2 separate regions of the Homo sapiens genome follow, and region 2 is linked to region 1. A link is an interaction called in ENCODE POLR2A ChIA-PET data of the cell type or tissue named here. Cell type or tissue: OCI-LY7. All regions are shown on one strand. Links, peaks and the distances in the headings refer to the core of each region. The heading gives the core; the rest is flanking DNA.

The links. Peaks named below come from ENCODE experiments on the same cell type or tissue, not always from the same donor. Only the 100,000 strongest peaks of a DNase experiment are listed, where the experiment ranks them.
Region 2: POLR2A ChIA-PET joins it to region 1 with 5 read pairs; 2 of 35 experiments call an interaction of 5 or more read pairs at or near these places.

Annotation. Positions count from the first base shown.
Region 1 is chr13:87,718,736-87,726,521 of GRCh38, forward strand. No RefSeq gene overlaps it. Among named protein-coding and RNA genes, the nearest start is that of SLITRK5, 51 kb to the left of the region's middle. In OCI-LY7, for the core only: no CTCF peak of the experiment used is centred there; no DNase peak of the experiment used is centred there.
Region 2 is chr13:87,806,921-87,814,706 of GRCh38, forward strand. LINC00397 (long intergenic non-protein coding RNA 397) reads right to left here and starts at 3,600. Exons shown (of 4, transcript NR_104059.1): 1 at 3,564-3,600. RefSeq lists an enhancer at 3,145-3,854. In OCI-LY7, for the core only: a CTCF peak has its summit at 3,808 (motif pointing left); a DNase peak (open chromatin) is centred at 3,811.

The sequences.
Region 1 (7,786 bases), core at 2,551-6,550:
AATGGGTTTGCTATAGAAGACAATAAAAAAACTACAAGATGGCCACGTTCCTCAAAGCAGCTAGGAGGCTACTCTATTTAACAATGCAGTATGGAATGTAGTGTTGAAAAAATCAGTAAGGACTGACCTCTATAAATCTAGAGTGATGGTAGGAAACATTATTAGAGAACTAGGCTTCTGTTATAAAGACATTAACACTTATATTTCATATAAAATATTGCTTTAATTGATTGGTCAGAAAGGTAAAAATGTTATGGGTGGAAGATTGTTACAGGAACATAAAAATGACTCAGGGCAAGACAGGCATCAAATAAACATACTGAATATGTATGCATATAAATTAATTAATATATGAACAAAAGGCTGAGGGCAGCCACCCGAACATCATGGAAAGTCATAATAGCTTGCTTAATTTCCAGACCTGATCATGTTTTCAGACAGAAACCGTGACCAGAAGACAAAACAGGTGGTTATGTGGAAAGACACTCATATCTCAGAAAATCTACACAGTAGAGATTCCCTCAGTTTTTCTCTTAAGAGATCTACTATTATTTGCCTACATAACCATACATGAGGTAAATTGGGATATCCGAATCTTTCAAGGGCTGGTGGATACAGTGTGCAAATGAACACCGGTACAAAATAACATAAGGCAGGGCGTGGATCTTAACTAAGAAACTATGTCCTGGACCAGGCCTAGCTTGCAAAGACATGGCCAGTGATAATGTCCCGGTTCTAAAGTATAAACTTGTAATAAACATGCTTCGCAGCTGACAGAAAAGTTCAGCTCAGTTTCCTTGACCTGGACCTGTTATTGGAGGAAAGGTGAATCAGAAGTCCTAAAATTACTCAAATTCCCTCACCCTTAGTCAAGAAAACTCAAAGCAAAATTGTCTCCCATGAAAAGTGGCAGAAATTATTGCCACCCTCTAAGACTTGAAAGATGTAGTTTGTGACCATGATATCTCTATTTAATTCAACAGTCTGGCCTCTGGAAAAAAAAAAAAATCACATGGATAATGGCAGAGGCCAGTGGATTGCCACAAATTTAACAAATTAGTATCCCTAATTATAGTTGCCATGCCAGTAGTAGTATTCTTTCTTATGTGGGATAACGTTACCTGTGACTTTGATCTGGTGAATGTGTTCTTTAGTTTACGCATTGAAGAAACATTAGAAGCAATTCACATTGACTTAATATATACTCATTCTGTTTTTCTAGTGCTGTGTAACTCCTCTGCCCTATTTTCTAATATAATCCAAAGGAATTCTGATGCTCCAGACATTTTGAAAAATATCACATTCATCTACCCATATTGATAACATAATATTAATTGTGTTTGATGAGCAAGAAATGGCAAATGTTCTGAATGCCTTGCTAATACATATGTGCTCTAGAGCATGCAAGGTAAACCCTACAACAACTTAAGGGCTTGCCACATCAGTAAAGTTCTAGGGTCCAATTGTATAAGACATGCTAGGATATTACACCCCAAACTGAAAGGCAAGTCATTACACCTTATGCCTCTGAAAGCTAAGAAAAAAGAAAAAGAAAAAAAAAAAAAGATTGGAAGACATCTTTTGGTTTTGATATCAGCATGTTCCACACTGTGGAATACTGCTCTAACCCATTCATTGTTGTATAAGGCTACTAAATTTGAATGAGGCCCACAACAGAAAAAGGGTTTGTTAACAACTCTAAATTGTGATATAAAAGGACCCACTGTTTGGGTTATATAAGATCCCATGGCACCTGAGGCATCTGTGGTAGAAAAAATATGTCATGTGGATTACCAAGTGTTTGCTAAGATTGACAAGTATTGGTAAAACAGTCATAGTGTACAGAAATGCAAGGGCTCTAGAATAAGGAAAGTCCATCTGCAGCAGAAAACTAGAAAATATTTGCACATCAGCTCTTGGCATATTTCTGTGACCTACTGGAAAGAGCATCTGATCACGGGACAGCAAGCGGCCACATGTCCTAAACTTTTCATATGAGGTAGACACTGGCAGATCCACGAAGTCGTAAGTGTGGGTCTGCAGCAATCCATCCCAAAATGGAAGAGAGCTCAAGCATACCCAGAGAGGACAAGTAAGCTGCCTAAACATGGCCCCAAACCCCACGTCGCCCGTTTTTTGTTTTTTTTGTTTGTTTGTTTGTTTTTTGGTAGAGGTGGGGTTTCACCATGTTGGCCAGGTTGGTCTCGATCCCTTGACCTCGTGATCTGCCCACCTCAGCCTCCCCAAATGCTGGGATTACAGGCGTGAGCCACTGCGCCTGGCCCCCCATGTCACCTTCTAATGCTAAACCAGTGCCTCTTCCTCAATTGATAGCTATGGCCCCATGGCCTCTCTATGAGGAGCTGATGAAGGAGGAAAACACCTGAACTTGGTTCATAAGTGGGTCAGCTTGGTATGACAATATAAGCTAAATATTGACTTTTTTTTTTTGTTTTTCACAACAACTGTTCTCAAAAACGGCCCTGAATGAGAGCAGTAAAAGAAATTCTCTCAATGTGCACAGACTAGGGTGGTTTCAGTGGAGATAGAAAAGCCTAAGAAAGGGTACACATACTCTTAGGCAATACAGATTGGCTTGCTTTGTGGGTCAGGTTATTGGAAAAAGTGATATTGAAATAGTGATGACAAGGAGACCTGGGGAAGAGGTATGTGGATGGACCTATGGACACAGGAAACAAGTGTGAAGATCTTTGTATCACAAATCAGTGCCCACAAGAAGCATCACTAAACAAGTAAATAGAGAACTGATTATCCAGCCAATACATTTCTGCCAGTCTATGTTCTAAGTTAACACAGTGCTTATGCATTGGATTCCTGAATATTAATGCTATGGTGGCAGAAGTATCTGATATGTATGGGCCCAATTGCACAGGGTTCTTCAAACCAAGTGCTGACTACTTATGCTACAGAATAAATGACGTGCCAATGGTGGAGACCAAAACTGAGCTCCAAATATGATACCTTCATCAAATAGAACAACCAGCTTCTTAGATGCAAGCTGATTAGATCAGATCCCTTTCACACTGAACAAGCAATATTTCATGTTGATTGAGATTGTCAAATTTTTTTCATGAATTTGCCTTTATTGCCTATAGAGCCTGCAGAGGCATTATCCAAGGGCTTCTAGATTATTTAATCTTCCAAAATGGGATCCCACATAACATCTCTTCACACCAAGGAACCTGCTTGCCAGCAAAGAATGTATACTGAGCACATGACAATGGAATCCATTTGCTCCATCCAAATGCTGCATTATAAGTTTCTTTCTGACAGAGCAATGAAATAGCATTCTGAAGACACAGCTGAGAAGCCAGCTAGGAGATGATAATCTTGGGAAAAAGGCTCTATCTTTCAAGATAGAATATATATCTTAATCCAATGCCATTATATGGTACTATGCCCATATCACAGTAGAATACATGAGCCCAGAAAACAAAAGGTGTAAGTAGGAGTGACCCCACCCCCTAACACTACCAGTGACCTGCTTGAGTAATTTGTGGCTCTCCTTCCTAGTTTCCAGAAGAAAAGTGCTTCCACTGGATGGGCACAGTAGGAGTCCCACTAAACCTTAGGCTGTAGCCACTAGCTGGCCGTTTTAGGCTCCTTGTGCTAACAGGCCAACAAGAGAAGAAAGGAGTTAATGTTCTGGTACAAGTAATTGATCCTGAGCATCATGAGGGGAGCAACTGCTGCCACATTAGAGGAGGAAAGAGAAATTGGTTTGTATTTAGGTGACCTGTCACAGAATCTCTTGTGTCTATTTTTAACTCCAAATAGGCAAGTATAGCAATTATAGCTCAATGAGGGCCTGGTAACCCTTCATGAAGGTCTGGGTCAAGCTACCCTGTGAAGCACCTAGATAGGCAAAAGTACTAAACACCTAATGGGAATCTAGATTTTAAGAGGAATCCAAAATGGAGAGATAATGAGTAGCAGCAAGGAGTTCAATAGCAATTGCATAGCAAGGGCTACAATCGATCACACCCTTCCTCATTTTGTAAGTTATTCCAGACATTGTAGTCATTGAAATTTTGGAAAAAATTGCCAGAATGAAATGAATTTAATGTTAGAGACAGAGTTGAATGACAAAAGAGGTAACTTGTTGTGGCTGCTTTTGGTGCTCCACCCAGATCCATTGTACAGTCTGTTTCTCCTATCCCCCAGCTGTTGTGAGTCTTGGCCAGTAACAACTCACAATTATCCCCTTCTCCAGAGACTTGTCTTAACCTAACAGGAATCAGCTGGCCAGTAACAACTCCACAATTATCCACTTCTCCAGAGACTTGTCTTGACCTAACAGGAATCACCTGGCCAGTAACAACGCACAAGCACAATTATCCCCTTCTCCAGAAAATTGTCTTATCCTAACGGGAATCCCCATACCTGATAGACTCTATCCTACCTCAGAGGAATGAAGGCAATGAACGACTGCCTCAAGGTAGGACTCTTTGTTGAAATTTGGTCCACAGAGATTTCCTGTGTGATAAGACTCAGTGTAATCTCACACAGAGATTACATTACTTAGCTTCCACTTCTCCTCTTCCTATTCTACTTCCTTCATTCCCTTTCTCTTTTTTCCCCCTTTCTCTTAAGAGCACATTCCTGATGAAACGCTAGAAGTAAAATCCCCATTTCATGCTCTACTTCTAGAGGACTTGACCTAAGACGTGGCATGTGTGTTGTTTCCTTTATCCAGAGGATACAATTCCAATTATCTAGCTAAGAAATTCCTAGCTATACTTCAAATCTAACAAATTGCCTTCTATTCAGGAAAGATTTCATAGATATTTAGAGTCAGGTTTCTATTTTCTCTCTTAGCCTTCTAGGCCTATGTCCATGTTAGCTCTGATTTGCTGTATTATAATTGTTGGGTTTCCTCTCTTACACTGGAACAAGTATTCATTCATTCACTCTTCTTTTTTTATTTTTTCTTTTCTTTTCTTCCATTCCATTCCTTCCTTCTTTCTCTCCTTTTTCCTTCTTTTATTATTTTAACATATATTTAGTACTATGTATGAAAAAATATGCCAAAACTCTGAGTAGCAGTGCTAAATCAATTTATAGGAGGCCATTGTTTTGGTCTAAGCTTCTACACTAGGCCACAGACCAAACCAAAATGGAAGCAACTAAATCATTCCATTGGACACCTTGACTGTCCATTGTAATACCCAGGTCCTTGAGCTATTGTACAGGGCTGGGGCCATGGGAGACAGTGTTGGTGGCTGTGGGGTGGAGTGGGTCATTCAAGTGGAGCAGGAGCTTCACTAGCTGTTCTAGGTTACCCCCATGAATGGTATATAGAGCATTTTTAGCCAATTTCTTCCATTGAAATTCATCCAAAAATGGGTTTGAACATATGTTATTACTTAATAAAATGTGTAACAATTGGCAGATTTAAAAAAGTAACTGAATAATTCTCAATAAGTCAATTACCACAAATTTAAAAATCTATGCATCAAAAATAAACACTTGGCTAAAAAATTGCATTAAGTTTTGCTTATTTCTCCATTATCTTTTAAGAAGTCACCTTTGGCACCATGATGATGCAGTGTGTCTTTGAGACACTCTTCTTGGCTCCTAATACACTAATTGACAGATTTTTGCTGGCATCACCTAGGGCACAAAGTAACCATTTGTCCTTCATGTTCAGCCTATGCTCAAGATCGAAAATCTCAGAGATTCTACTTGATATCAGTGTTGCAGTGTGTGAAGAACGTACGAAATCCCCAAACAGTAAGTACATCTGTGAGGTTTGAGAATTTTATTTAGACACTTGTGCAGAAGTCTAGAAGGCACTACATTTTTGGCTTTGGGTTTGGGATCCAGGAAGATCACTTTATATTGACTTTTTCTAATTTGATTACCTTTTATCATTGTTGTTGAATGGAATTATGCTTCAGAAAGAGAACCATGGTTGAAATAACGTCTAGGAATTCATTTGGCTTTCCAGAAATTTTTCTGAAGTATCCGTCTACTTCACTATGTTAACCCAACTTGGCTGAAGCTTGTGTTTTAAATCAGTGCCAATTAGAGCAGTGGAACTTAGAGACCCAGTTTATGAGTGATATCATGAGATATTAATGGATTTTTTAATAGTGGTCCTAAGTACATAGAGACTTTCTATATCCATAGAATAAGGCCCCCATATTTGCCAAGAAATCTGGACCTAAAATATATTGGCTTTTGGAAGTCAAATTAACACAAAGTCAAATAACACTATCTATGTAATAATTATGTGATTCAAAGGTGGGATGGAAGCACATTTAAAGAATATAATAAAAGTTGAGTAAATTAATAAATCAATGCTTAACTAAATGAAAGAAATTCCTATTTTTTACTTCAGGCTCATAGGATATCATAAAAATTTAATGCACAACATCTGAAAACATTTTTACTTGATTTCCTCGTCTCTTAAAATGTGTCACATCCCAGGTTTTTTTAAGCCTTCCATTTTTCCGCCTTCTTCCACCAGAAATACTCTACTATGATATCCCAGCTCAAGTCACTACTACGCCCTCTTCTCCTTCCTCCACTTTGCCACTTTGGCTCTTTCTGTTAGATATTTTCTTATATCTATATTCCACTTTGACTCATTTGCTGATTTGCATAAGGAATGCAAATGATTTTCTTCATAAGGTGAATACAAAGTAGAATTTGAAAATTGGTCAGGATTTGCACCCACAATTAACAAATTGGAGGAGGGTGTTTTCTTAATCTGTTTTTTCCTCAGCAGGTACAATGACTATGAGAATTTCTCCCTCTTAAGAGTATGTATGTAAAGGTGTGTGTGTATTTACCTTAGCCCTGATAATGTTAGAACTCATTATTAATTAAAGGTAAAGAGGGACCTATTTATGAAGATATTGGAGGTTTTAGAGAGTAAGAAATACATATGTGAAAGGAAAATGAGAGATATGCTAAAGGAAAAATTGCAACAATGAAAGATGGCCCAACCCCTTACATATAGGGCTGGACTGAGGCAGCTAATTAGTTATAAGCTGTCAGCCTGTTTACTAACAGTGTATTCCAGAACGATCCCAGACAGTGAACTGGAGTGACCCAGGTAGTTACAACAACCTTGGAAAGCTGTAAAACATAAAAAGAGCAATAATGCATTCAACTGGGTAACCACTTACACATGGATAAAGCAACTACATAATACTTCTGTACCAGTATGGAAAAATGTAGGCAAATAATGAACAACATTTTTCAGGTTTTATTCTGTGTGTTTTTCAGATTTTATTCAATGTGTTTTACAGTGACACAGTTTGTGTTTGGTAGTGAGGGGAAATCAGGATGCCACATTTAATGAAAGAGCATGCCTGGGAAATGTATGGATTTATTTTGAAAGGGAAGTCCTGAGAAGAAATGTATAAAAAAAAAGTCAAGGTTAAGTCTATCTTTGAATTAGACACTATATCTACAATAAATAGAGTAACAATATAATTTATTTTCCAAACTGGGACACTTGTGAGCGTGAAAGGGAATGCTATTAATAGTTACCAAGAAACAATAAATACGGATTAGGACTGAACTGGGCAAATAGGACATGTGGTGCCTGTAACAACAGAAGCTGCATCTTGGATTAAATTATCATTCTCAAGGAAGTATCAGTGTGCATGATTTGTGAAAGTAACACATATTTTTGGCAGTCAATAGCTAATTGACATTACAGCTCTAATGACCTCCACTATGCTGAAAGGAGAACGATATTAGGAAGATGTACTTATGAGATAATAAGCAGAAAGAATGGAAGTGTGGCTGT
Region 2 (7,786 bases), core at 1,674-5,673, 87 kb after region 1:
TAATGCTTTCAAAGCCAATTCAGAGTACAATAATGCGTTGGTCTAATCAGAGCATTTATGTGAACAAAATTTACTCTTTTATTGCATGTATAGTCATGATTCAAATCACCTTCTACATATGAGCATATATTTGAGAAAATATTTTATAACTATCATAAAAATGTTAGACATTATTATTTTGGTTATTTTATCTGGCATCTAGACGTGAATTAGATTTAGTATGATTTGTACTTAGGAAATAACTTTATTATTATTTATATCAAAGGATCACAAAGAAATACACACACATATATATATATATATATATATATATACACTTTAATCCTTCGATTGTCGTACAGAGTTCTACCGATTTTCACAAAAAACTAATCAGATGACTTAGGGATACTCCAGATTCCACTACTTAACTAGTTCATTCAGTGTATCGTTTATTCTCTGAGCTTTGCTCTGCTCCTCAGAGACTTGTATAATTTCAAAATTAATTAAAAACTTATAATCACATAAACCATCTTCTTCTAAAAATCATCTTAATTTTTAAAATGAAGTAACCATGACATAGAAGGCTAAATTGGACTAAACAAAATGTGGCAGTATTCATAGTTATAGCATTTGAATAACCCCAGTCCTCTGATCTAGGCATGATGAACTGTATAATATGCTCTGTTTTATAGTTGCACTGAGGTAGAATATAAAAAAGTTCGGAAGCCATAACATGCTGAATCATTTGAAGGTTTATTTATTTAATACTAGTGATAATTAGGTATTTCAAAAAAGATTTTTTCCTCATGATATCATTTCTTTGTAGTTATAGTTATTCTGATCAATCTTAGTTAAATGAATTCTTGAAGAATATTTTAACATTAACAAAATGCGACCACGATAAATTTTACATCACCAAATAAAGAGCAAATCCTACAAGACAAAAACAATGTCAGAGCTGTCCTGTTATCATGAATACCCTTCAATTAATGCGTTTATAGCCATGCATGCTCATAGATAACAGTCCTAAAAACCCACCTACAACTTCCAAGGAAACACTCCTATAGCCACTCACATACACAAATGGAGAGTGAAAAAATACTCTAAAGCTCCAAGTATAATGGGAAACACTGAATATATTTTAAAATCTCACAGACATACTTAGAATTGAATAAGAGTAAATAGATTGTAAATTACTAATGGATAGGGTTGATTTCGAAGATGATCCTTCAGATTTTCAATGTATATTTAAAACTTTTATGGAAAGCTACAGGCTGAATATTCAGCTATAAATATCCTTCTGACTTGTGTAAGGTGGCAACTGCTGATCCATTTTTTTTTAATTGTCTTTTAACAAGCAAACCTCTTTTCTGTTGAAAAAGCATTTTCTTCTAGCATGTATTCTATATGCTTTGTTTCCTCCTTTATGCATTTCTCAACAAGAGTGACCCAGATGTGAAAGTTGTAGCATCATTTATATACCTCAGCATAAATTAACAGTCAAATTGGTATATAATTTTTATTTATTATTTCTCTTTTTCAATATATTTTGTGAAAATCTCTTACTGAATAGATTAACAATTCAGCTTTATAATCTCCTAGCGCTAATCAGAAATCATATTTATGTGTGTGTGTGTGTGTGACTTATCGATGTGTTGAAAATACATGTTGTTTTCCAAAATTTTAAATTGTTTAAACCATTTCCTAGGCATAGCAAACTAAAAAAGTAAAAATTTCTGGTAGGTTTTACAGTTTAAGACCCACACAGAAACAAAAAGGCTTTAACAGTCTTACAGGAGGTTTGAAAAAATACTTTCAATCAAAACTCTAATTCTGCTGCTCACTACTTACCACAATAACATATGTTCAATGACTAATTCTGAATGCAACTTACGTTTTCTGAATCCTACCAGGGTCCTTTGTGTTTAGAATCACTAGATAATTCAAAAGTGAAAAAGTTTATTCATCCCGCAGCTACTTATACATATTTGAAAAAAAAAAGCAAGAGAGAAGTTCAAAGTATAGAATTTGTAATTTATGGTAAATAGATTTTTGGCCTCAATTATTTTTATTCCTTTGTTTACTCCTTCCATCAATCCATCACAGATCCTTGCCCAATTGATAGAAAATGTTGTTTTCATGGTTTTTATTTGCCAAGGAAAGAGTAATATTTCACAAATACTTTTCTGTTTAAGAAAATAGATCTTGTCATTCATTTCCTGGATACTTATTACCTATGTACTATGTGCCAGACACTGTCCTGGAGCTAGAGTATGTTAAAATATCAACCACAAAAAAGACGCATGATCTTTGTTCTCCTCAAATTCACCATGTAGTAGATGAGACAAACATTAAGACTTACAAAAATGCATGTAATATTATAACTAAGAAAAAGCTTTGAAGAAGAAGTGAATATTCTTATGATGGCATAAAGGTATTTGAACAAATCAAGGAGGCAAGAGAAAAGATTTAGGAGACGACTAAACTCACTTCTGAATACAAAGGAGGAGTTAACTAAAGAAAAAAGTTGTGATTAACTTGAGTGGGAAGATGGGAGATAGCCTACGCATTAGTATCCTCTATTCTCCAATCATGAGATTCCTATTTATGTACGTCTAATCAATACGCGAGAGAACTTTTTCCATCAACTTTGTTGAAGGTATTCTCTGACACTTCAAGCAAAATATAAAAAAGAGAGTTCAGATGCTTCTTAGATATTGACATGCATAAATGTTAGTACTGATATTTGTGGCTTTCATTTCCAATGTGGCATTTCTAACAAATAATTGGCATAAATCTGTAAATTTTATTTCATTGTTTTCTTGGTGGTCTCTAAACTGAAAACAAAAGGTAAAATTTAGAAAATTCTATTAGCTATATTTAATTAAATATAATATGCTTAATTAAAATAGATGACTATATACCTGTGAATGGCTTTTTTCTCTGACGGTTAATGGTTTTCTTATTCACAGGCTTCATTGTCAGGATAAAAAAAGTAACAATACATATAAAGTATATCTAGACCAGGATCGATAAAAAATAATTCCTGATTTATCCCAACATCTTCTTGCCAACATATAATGCATATTCTCCTTATATACTAAAAATGCACTTGATACATGAAAAAAAATTTAGTACTGAGTTCCTTAGACATACATTTTCCAATTCATAATTGAAAATGTATATTGGTTAGTAGAGCAAATAATTTGAACTTTCAGAGCCTCTATGCCTTCACCTAAGGAATAGTTATAATAATAGTTAATAAAACTTATCCAATAATTAAATTAGGTAATTTATTTTAAAATCCTATAGCATATTTGCTTACAGAAATATGCACTCATTGTTTGTAGCCTATATTTGTAACTTAATATATAAATAACATAATTTATCATTGTTATTATAACTGATTAAGAATTGTTCATTACTTATTTTATAATTAAAGTCTGGGGGTTTTGACGGCCGGTTAGGGCAGTTTAAAACTCCCTGAAGGGAAACAGAGTCTCTTACTCACAGGAAAGAGAGAGAGGTGGCAGAGTTTCAGAAGAGAGGAAGACCAGACAGTTTCGCAATTCATACACACTCACCTTCCAGGATCCCGGTCGATGTCTCCAGTTGAAAAGGCAAAGGCTCCCTCCTCCCCCTCGCGGGGCTCGCGATGGGGGCATAGCGGGCTTCTTCAGTGCCCCGCTGCTCAGACCTCCAGGGGAGCATACAGACGGGCAGGCTGTGGGACTCCTACCCCAGGGCAGGGTCTAGGGGTGAATGTTTACAGCTCCTGAAGCCCCAGTGGGCATGTTACAGGATACTCTCTTAGTCTGCCATCTATAGGCGGCTCGTGTTAACCAGCTCAATTAGGCCCTCTACGTTGTGGCAAGAACAGAGGGCTTTCTGTATCTGGGTTCTTGCCTTGTTGTACCTGAAGAATCGGATCACCCATAGGCTTGGAGAATGAGTGCAAAGTTTTATTGAGTGGAAGTAGCTCTCCGCCCATGGGGCAGCCAGAAGGGAGATGGTTTTCCCCTGGAGTTGGGGTGCTCGGCAGCCCCGGCTCTCCCCTGACTGCCCAGGCCAACCTCCGCCTCCTCCCGCTGGTCCACGGCCTACTGGCTTCCGGGTGCCTGTCAGCGTGTCCTTCTGCTGGGGTGCTCCTATGGATGACCAGCGCTTGTGTCTTCTTCCCCTGATGTGTTGTTCATTAGGACGTCCAGCCACTTGTGTATCTGCCTGCAAGGGTCTTGGGTTTTTATAGGCCCAGAATGGGGGCATGGAGAGCCAGGGTGGTCTTGGAAAATGCGAAGTTTGGGCGGGAAAGCAGGTGTGCCTGTCCTGACCTAGGTTCCTGACCGTTGGAGCCCTAGCCAGAGACCACGCCCTCCTCTCCCCAGCACTTCCCTTTCCCTTTTCTGTATCATTTAAAGGGACCACGCTCTTCCCTTCCCAGCACTCCCTTATGAATTTTATAATTAAAATAAAGTCCACCATAACTCTTCAGGATGAAGCGTTAGAAAAATTCTTATTAATGTAAGAAACATTACCAGTATTACAACTGTCATTACTTCAGTCTAATATTAATTTAGATTATTCAAGATAATGGAATTAGACAAGCTAAGTAAATTAGTGGTGAAAATATGAAATCATTGAATGCAAATTAACGCTTTTTTGGGTAGATAAGATAATTTTGTATAAGGATACAATATAGCTGATTTCTAAACTTAACCAGCACAATATTGCATTAGACTTAGGTTTAGCCAGAGTTTTCTATACATTTGACTATAATTGGGAATTTTAAGCCACTGTGCAGTTCTTCCTGATTATGTACTCATTACTTCATATCAGCAGTTTGGAATTGGTCATGGTGGGAGTATTTACATCACAGAAATTTTAAAATGTCACAAATCAAAGTCTACCTCCCACTCCCAACCCCAGAAAGCTGGCTGTCAAACTTTGCTAGCACCCCTCTGCATCAGACTTATGTTTAGCCAAGCATAGTGTTCTATATATCTTACTGTTATAATTTGTTTATGGATGAGATGTGAACTGAGAGCCTAAGATGAACATATCAGAGAACTTCTTGCAATATTTCTTTATATTTTAGATTTTTGCCAAGGTTTTGGGGACATGTGGTCTCTTTTTGATTGAGTTTCAAAAGCAGGAACTTTGGAATCCTTGGCTTCTGGCCACTCATATAACTATGTCATAGAGAGGTCCTTGCCGAGAGATGGAAAATAGAGTCCTGGTAATACTAATTGTCTCCCTAGATAGAGTTGTACCAGAAGTCAAACTAAACTCAGATTTGCACATACATAAGCTAATTGTTTGTTTGTTTGTTTGTTTTTCTTTTTCTTTGATTCTGTATGGGTAATCAGCATTGAATTTCTGGAACTTCAGAAAATAAATTTTTCCTGAATATCACATATGTATTAGTAACAAACTCTAAAATATTATTGCTCCAAGTCTTTAGAAATAGATAATGATGTAGATCTTTTCCTGATACATTTTAAGATGAAAAATGAAGACTGTTTTCACCTTTGCTTTATGGTGTGGAGATAAAAATAAGGAAATTCTTATTTATTTTATTTTTGGAAGAAAGATGGAGTATGGGATACCTCTGAGCTCAAAGGTTTACTATACATATCTGGAAATCTCCTAGATTTTTTCCATTCCTCCTATTGTCTTTCCAAAGCCCAAACTTTTTTAGGAACTTAAAGTAGGTTATTTGAGGAGAAAAGTTGCTTTAAATTATTCCCTGTTGATCTCAGATGCTTAACACAGATTCTTACTTTCTCCCAAGGAGTAGCTAATACCCTGGTATTAGGCAGGCTCTTTACACAGTAACATCATGATCGTTTTTAGCAAAAGGAAATGGTCTGTGATTATTGAGCTATTATTTCCCATGAGTCCTCAAAAAGATGGACCAGGGAAAGCAAATCAGTAGTTTTGTCAGTTTCTTATTATTAGTATGATCATGTGATGTGTTGGAATGTACAGATTGTCTATGGGGAGAAGAGTGTCATTTCTCTTTGGAAAAATAACCTGCCTAACTTATCTTTATAGAACCTCAGGAAGTCTTCATTAACTTACAATTTTTAATCATTAATACAGGCTTAGATAAGTAGGTTGTATCAGCAAATAGGATTTCAACTTACCTAAGACCATAGTCACAAGATTCATGATTTTTGTTTGTGGGAAGAAGTCTTAAATATCTTTGAGAAAATTAAAGTAATAATGAGATATTTTGGAGGGTCATCTTAAAATTTTAGAAGAATATGGTAATAGTAATTTGTTCGGATTTCTGGTCTGTGATGTAAGAAGCTTGCAAATTGTCACTCTATCTCAAGTAAAAAGCTGAGGAAACTGAAAAATCAACTCTTCTTATTTTCAAAAGACAAGGGACACAAGTGGTTTGGAGGCAAACCACTGCCGCCCCCCCCAAATTGGAGAGACTGACAGATAAATACGGAGAAATAAAATTTACCTGAGCAGACACCCACCAGCTGAAACCTCTGTGGAAACCAGTGCAAGAGTAGAGAAACCTGAACTATAATTGATGAATTGCTAGAGGTCCAGTAAGAACAAGTTTGAAAGCTAAAAATTCCATAGTAAAACAGTCATGGGGGTTGAGTTCACATACTCATAAATTTTACCTCCAAGAATTCTACCAGGTCCTCATAGTAAATATTCAAAAAAAATCACCTAATGCTTCCCATCAGGAAGAGGGAAAAATGAACCATTTTGAAATACTCCAGAGCATTCTGTTTTCTGTTAATAAAGCCTGCACAAGGAGGAACTATTTAACAAGAGCTTAACCTGCTGGAGTTTTCTCAGAGCCTAACTTACCTAGAGAAATGGGGAGACCCAACTTCATCAAGCTCTAGTCTTCCATGTGGAGGAAGGGAAAGCCCACCTTCAACCCAATTGAACTCTCCTGTTCCAAGAAGGGAATAATAGGGGACCAAAGAAGCACATGTGAATTTCACGGTTGAGAGGCACAGGCTCACTGTAAAACTGAGACCTAATCAAAGACTATAGAACCCATTCCTTCCACCTACACCTTACCACCACATTACTAAAGACCTACTAATAAACTTATTTTTACCCAGTACATCATTTCTGGCCATCAGGGAAAAAAATTACAAGGCATACTAAAAGACAAAAAAATACAGTTCGAAGAGATAGACCAAGCATCAGAACCAGACTCATATATGGCCGAGATGTTGGAATTATCAGACTGGCAATGTAAAATAGTTATGATTAATATGCTGAGGTTATTGTTATGGTTTCTTTCTAATTTGATCTTAAAGTCTCACTCTTGAAAGTGTTCATAAGGCAAAATATTCACTTTCCAGAGGAAAGTAAGGTTTGGATGTGTTGGTGAGGTGAGACACAATGAGGAAGTGAAACAGAAATGCTTACAACAGAAAAAAAAAAAAAAAAAAAAAAAAATATATATATATATATATATAACTTACAGATTCCTGAGAGGTTAGAAGTGCCATCCAAAGGGCAAAGGAATCCTGGAGGCGACAAGGAGTTCAACCAGCAGGTGGGAAGTGAGAAAGAAATAGAACCTGTGAGTCTATGCCTTTATTTATAGGCATGTGGGTTTACGGACATCCCTCAGGCTTTGCCATGGGATTTGTAGATTGCTTAGTTTAAATAAACACATGTCAAGGAACGGGCTTATTTACAAGACTCTGGTGTTAACCATTATGTTTGATTATGGTCAGCAGCTTTGAAGTGTGTTGAGTTTTGGATCTGTTAGATAAGAAACAAGTGGACTATATTATCTACAACCACTAAGTGATGG